Regions from separate parts of the Homo sapiens genome. Here region 1 is linked to region 2. Evidence: chromatin loops called from intact Hi-C (ENCODE). Cell type or tissue: chondrocyte. All regions are shown on one strand. Each heading gives the region's core, and the rest is flanking DNA. Links, peaks and the distances in the headings are about the cores only.

What was found. Hi-C counts contacts between places; a loop is a spot of excess contacts. Peaks named below come from ENCODE experiments on the same cell type or tissue, not always from the same donor. Only the 100,000 strongest peaks of a DNase experiment are listed, where the experiment ranks them.
Region 1: a loop joins it to region 2, with 4 times the contacts of the local background. A loop is called at or near these places in 6 of 110 quality-filtered maps.

The regions. Positions count from the first base shown.
Region 1 is chr22:25,234,678-25,237,597 of GRCh38, reverse strand. No RefSeq gene overlaps it. Among named protein-coding and RNA genes, the nearest start is that of CRYBB2, 16 kb to the right of the region's middle. In chondrocyte, for the core only: CTCF peaks have their summits at 1,393 and 1,593 (motif pointing left); a DNase peak (open chromatin) is centred at 1,567.
Region 2 is chr22:25,700,927-25,703,846 of GRCh38, reverse strand. GRK3 (G protein-coupled receptor kinase 3) reads right to left here. Exons shown (of 21, transcript NM_005160.4): 14 at 271-337. Among named protein-coding and RNA genes, the nearest start is that of MYO18B, 40 kb to the left of the region's middle. RefSeq lists enhancers at 1-280, 830-929. In chondrocyte, for the core only: CTCF peaks have their summits at 1,478 and 1,680 (motif pointing right); no DNase peak of the experiment used is centred there.

The DNA.
Region 1 (2,920 bases), core at 151-2,650, 470 kb after region 2:
ATTGAGCTGACCCTGGGGACATGACAGTGAGGAGGAGAGGAAGGAGAGAAGGTGGAGGTTGGAGAAAAGTGGGGCTGCAGAGCAGGAGAAACCATAGGACCAGGAGGAAGAGCAGGGAAAGGGCAAAGAAGAAGAGGGAAGCAGAGGAAGGGCGGCAGGAGGAAGATGGGAGTGCTCAAGAAGTTTATAGGAGCCATTGGTTTGGACTGAGCTCCTGCCCTAGGCCCCACAGACCAAACCAAAATGGAGTTGCTCGTGCTTACGTGCCACACCAGCAAGCCCAAACCAAGGTGTTTGCCCTGCCTTCCAGTTTCAGCCGATAGGAGAACGAAGTTCCCTAGGATTTAACCTTTACAACGAAAGTAACTTTGAAAGGACCATTCTGCTTTATTGTTCTCTGTGTCTTCTTCCTTCTGCCCATTGCCATCTGTAAAGAAATCTCTTCTGTTCAACTCATCTGGACACACATTCTACTTTACAGAATGAGGTGTTGCCCAATTCTAGAATGGCAAATAGAAGTCATTTAAGGGCTGGGCGCGGTGGCTCACGCCTGTAATCCCAGCACTTTGGGAGGCCGAGTCGGGTGGATCATCTGAGGTCAGGAGTTCAAAACCAGCCTGACCAATATGGTGAAACCCCCTTTCTACTAAAAATACAAAAATAAAAATAGCCGGGGGTGGTGGCATGTACCTGTAGTCCCAGCTACTCCGAAGGCTGAGACAGGAGAATTGCTTAAACCCGGGAGGTGGAGGTTGCAGTGAGCTGAGATCGTGCCACCGCACTCCAGCCTGGGTGACTGAGCGAGATTCCATCTCAAAAACAAAAACAAAAAGAAACAAACAAACAAAAGTCAATTAAGGCCTTTAAACTAAATTTGTTGTAATTTTGTGACAGGAATGAATGAGTTGGTGAATGAACATGTGGAAGGGGTTTCCATCCAGGCCATCTGGCAAACTCCTACTCCTCTTACAAAACCCAAGCCTCCTCCTCCCGGGAGCCTTCCCTGCTCCCACCCCGACCCCCACAGCCACCTCTGAGCACTTCTCACACTGCGCTCCTTTACCCAGGGCCTTGCTGTGTGCCTGGCTCTGCCCTAAACTTCACAAGCGTCATGTCCTGGACTCTTCACTGCAATCCTCTGAGCGGCACTATTATTGCTCCCATTTTAGAGGAAACTGAAGCACGGAGCGGTTGCTCTGTCACCTACCTGAGTGGCGGGCTTTGCTCCGCGGCTTCCAGTGACATCGTGAGTGAGAAAGCGCTTCGGAATCTTGGAATAACCTTCCTAAGGCAAAGAATGGTTGGTGGATTTGATTTTTTTTTCTCCCCCTCCCAACAAGTTTTGGAAAGCAAGGCTGCAGAAAGACACGGGATTCTAGAGGCCTGCCCAGGCACTGTCAGCGGCCCAGGGGCAAGACTGTCTGAGCTCCAGGCCCTCTGAGCCTCAGTTTCCCTACTGAGGGAGGCGAGGCGCGGAGGCCCCGCCCAGCGTGGGCTGCCCGCCTGTGACTGACGGCGCTTGCCTCCAATCAGGGCCTGCGCAGCTCGGGCCGCCCGGCCAGGAGCCCCGAGGATGACGTTTTGCTGACACCTGGTGGCTGCAGGGGAAGTGTCGCCTTGAGGACGGGAAGAAAGGGCCAGCGAGGACGGACAGGGCACTCTCTAGGAAAGTCACCAGGAAGGCTGGAAATCCGAGGTCAAGGCTTTGGCAGGGTCGGGTCCCTCTGGGGGCTGCGAGTGATAATCTTCTCCGTGTTTCTCTCCTAGCCTCTGGTGGGTGGCCGGCAATCTGCGGCACTCTTTGCCTTGCAGAAACATCACCCCATCATCTTCACATGACATTCTCCCTGTGTGCGTGGCTGTCTCCAAGTTTCCCATTTTCATAGACACCAGTCACATTCCATTAGGGGCCCACACTACTCCAGTGTGATCTACTCTTAAAATAACTAATTACATTTGGCCGGGCATGGTAGCTCACACCTGCAGTCACAGCACTTTGGGAGGTGGAGACGGGAGGATTGCTTGAGGCCAAGAGTTCGAGACCAGCCTGGGCAACACAGTAAGACACCCCCCCACCCCCCAAATCTCTACATAAAATAAAAAATAAAAAAGTTAGCAGGTGTGGTCACACACGCCTGCGGTCTCAGCTTCTCCAGAGGTTGAGGCAACAGGATCACTTGAAAGCCCAGGAGTTGGAGGCTGCAGTGAGATATGATTGTGCCACCACACTCCAGCCTGGACAACGGAGTGAGACCCTATCGCATAAAAAAAACTGCACTTGCAATGACCCAGTTTCCAAATAAGGTCACATTCTCTAAGGTATTGAGGATTAGGATTTCAGCATATGAATTTGGGGGGTTCTCATTCAACCCATAATAATCACCATTGCTCTACTCTCCAACTATTACAATCCCCCCAGAGTGAGAGCTTCTAGGGGCAGGGAATCTGTTTTACTTTGTATCCCTACTCTGCCCAGTTCCAGGAGTGAAATAGGCACTCAATAGATATTGATTGAAGAATCAATGAAGAAATGGATGAGAGTAACATTTATTTAGCACTTACTAATTTCCACCTTTATGATAATCATTTTAACCACTTTAACAGGGTTTTCCATGTGCCACCCCCCCCCCCATCTCTGCATTCCAGCCACCACCGTGCCTTTGTGGAGTTTCTCAGAGCTACCAGGCTCCTCCCACCACAGGGCCTTTGCACGTGCCACTGTCATCAGGACACTCTTCTTTGGCCTCTTTACCCTTGCAACTTCTACTCCTCCTTGAGATCTCAGCTCGAGTCTTTTCCTCAAGGAAGTAGCTTAGACTTGTGCAGATTCTGTTTTTTAACTTTTATTTTAGGTTCGGGGATACATGTGCAGGTTTGTTATAAACTAGTGCCATGGGGGTTTGCTGTAGATTATTTCATC
Region 2 (2,920 bases), core at 250-2,749:
TTCTGTTCTCGATTTTCTTTAGCTTCCTCATACTGTTCGTTAGTAAATCCTGATTTTTGCCTTGGCATCTATTTCCATTAATGTTTCCCCTAGAAATTCTTTTAGAAATTGTATCTGCATTTATTTGTTTCAAGAAAGCAAATTTTTATTATGTCTATACATAATTTTATATTTCCTATAACATTTTATGTAATAGCATTTTTTTATTATTGACGGAATGAAGCATGACAATTACCATACAGACAAGAATACAGTTTTGAATCCCCTTACCACGGTGAGTGTCATTCGGTCAATTTCATGCTTGTCTTTGGTTTTATGTTGTCTGAAAGGGCTGTGACTGTAGAAATAAAGAATTGTTCTATCAAAATATGGCATCAGGTGATATAGAACATATCACTGACTAATATTTGGGTAAAGTATGATGTCCTATCACTATTCATTCAAAACTGGAGAAATGCAAAAGCCGTAAACATTTATCATTTCCATGGAAGAACTGGTGAATAAATGCTAGGTCCTGAAATAGCAAGACTTGTATCTTACTTGAACTGCCTGAATCTCACTTCAGTGAACTTGTGGCCCTAAAATACGCTGTTCCAATGGAAACATCATTAGAAAAGAATATATAACTAGCCAACAGGTAATCATGAGAATAAAAGTCATTTATATAACATTTGTCATATGAGAGTTCGAGCTAAACAATAACTTTCATGTACATTTTTCAGAAAAATGGATATTGGTCCCTCAAACAGCCCAAGGAACAGCAGTTGAACCAAAACATGAAGGAGATGAAATGATTCACCCCTAGAAACCAGTCATTTTAAGTAATACATCCCTTTGATGAAAACAGAAACTAACCGTGCACCAGCAGATTCTCCACAGCTCTGAGCGCTTCCTGTTTTCCCTGTGCAGAACCCGACTCCAGAGTCAGAAAAGCTGGGTTCAAGTTGTGACTTGTTGGTTTAGTGACTGTCAGCCACATAGAAACCTTCAGTATCAATTCTTCATCTGTAAAGCGGGGATCAAGCCGCATACTTCACAGAAGCAGTGAAGGGAAAAACTAAAGTGACATCTATGCAAGTAGCCAAGACAATGGCAGTACACGGTAGGTACCTAATACAGTAACCACTGGTGAAATTAATAAAGATAACTCTTACTTTATGAAATGAATGTCTACTTGGTGAACTATGTAAAACAGATTATTCTCACTCTCATGTTTTAAAAACTTTGGAGAAGCTGGCTTTCAAAGGAAATCTTATCATTAAAAGACACTATTAAATATGCAAACTAAATTACCATGGTTTATTTTTCATTTTGAAAATTAAAGGGACACATATGATTGACTTTTCTTATAACAAGATGTGCCTACAAAGTAGTCATCTTATAAATTTATTTATAAGGCATATATGACATAATCTGAGGCAGGCAGGATATTATGCAAAATATTTTAATATTAACTCCATAAAATGGATTAGAATGTTGAACACATAAATCAGAGATTCTAAAAAAGAATTAAAATGCCACTTATCTTGCACTGCTACTTACTGCTACTGAGCTGGTCATCCTACTGAATTAATTAGGTTATACATTGAACTATCTTTTGAGATTATTACATTTCAGGCCATTTATTGTCTGAAACACTTTAATTTTCTTTTTGTACAAGAGAGGGCACTCTAGTCCTTTATTTCCTTCCATATCATGCAGTGAAACACAAACTAATTGCCATCTCTTAAAAGCATTAATTTGGGAAAAAAAAAAAAGATCAAAACAAGGTAAATTAGCACCCAGCAAGCATTTGTTAACTTTTAAAACAGATTTTGATTGGAAATATTCTTTTTGCCTTATTTCCAAGGAAAAAATGTACAATTACCACATTTAAAAAGCAGATATAAAAGCAAACAATATCTGTTATTTATAATTTTTAAAAACATACTTGTATCATTCTTTTATACAAAATGCACAGAAATATTAACATGTTTGAGGTTGCAGAGAAAAGGAATGAAAGTTTATCAAATCTTATGAAAACCTTAGTCTCCCTGCTTGACACTTAGCTGTTTCCACCCGACGATGTTCCTTAATGTATAAAAAGGGATTAAGTGAAGATCTCCTGGTGTTTTGACAAATCCCTCGGACCTGGCTCCTGCGTGCAAAGCCAGAGGACCCCACTCCTGCATCTGGTCCCGATGTACTTGCAGCCTGCTGTGTTCTGACACAAGCGCTCTGTGCTAAATTTAAAAAGTCTTTCATGAGACCACAGGGAGGCTTGCGAGGGGACTTGGAGTTAAAGTTAGTGGTGCCAAAACCATTTCCAGCACATGGGCCCCATTGCTACAAATTCCATTTATAAATATAGCGATTCCATGTCCGGCTCAATGAGAAATTATCAGAAAATGCTCTTCAGCTATTCAAGTCTATGCTGCCATGTTCAGACAGTTTGGTCTTTCAAGTTGAAATCTTGATGCACATCTGTTTCCAATATATTCTTGATTATTCTTTGTGAACAAAGCCAAAGACTTGGTTTCTATTTTGAAAAACGTTAAAGAAAACCTATGATAGTAATAATCTCCATTCTGAGTGAGGCACGTGGTGTGCACAGATCCTGTGTGATCGCAGCTGCTCCCTGATGCAGCCGCTTTAAATAGGAGACAGTAACAGGCCTGTCAACAGCTTACAAGGCACGGCCAAGCTCTTCCCATGCAACATGCTGGCTGCATCAGGGAGCGTTGTGGGAAAAGAATTCACATGTCCTGTGGTCAAGTGCAGCTTTCTGAACTACAGATAGAATGGAACAGCTGCACGTTTCCCCTAAATGAGTTGGAAAATTGTTCAGGACATTATAAATGATGGGAAAACACACATCCTGCCCAAGTTAGCTCTACATCATTTTCATGGGCAAACAATGGGTTCAAAAAATTATGTGATT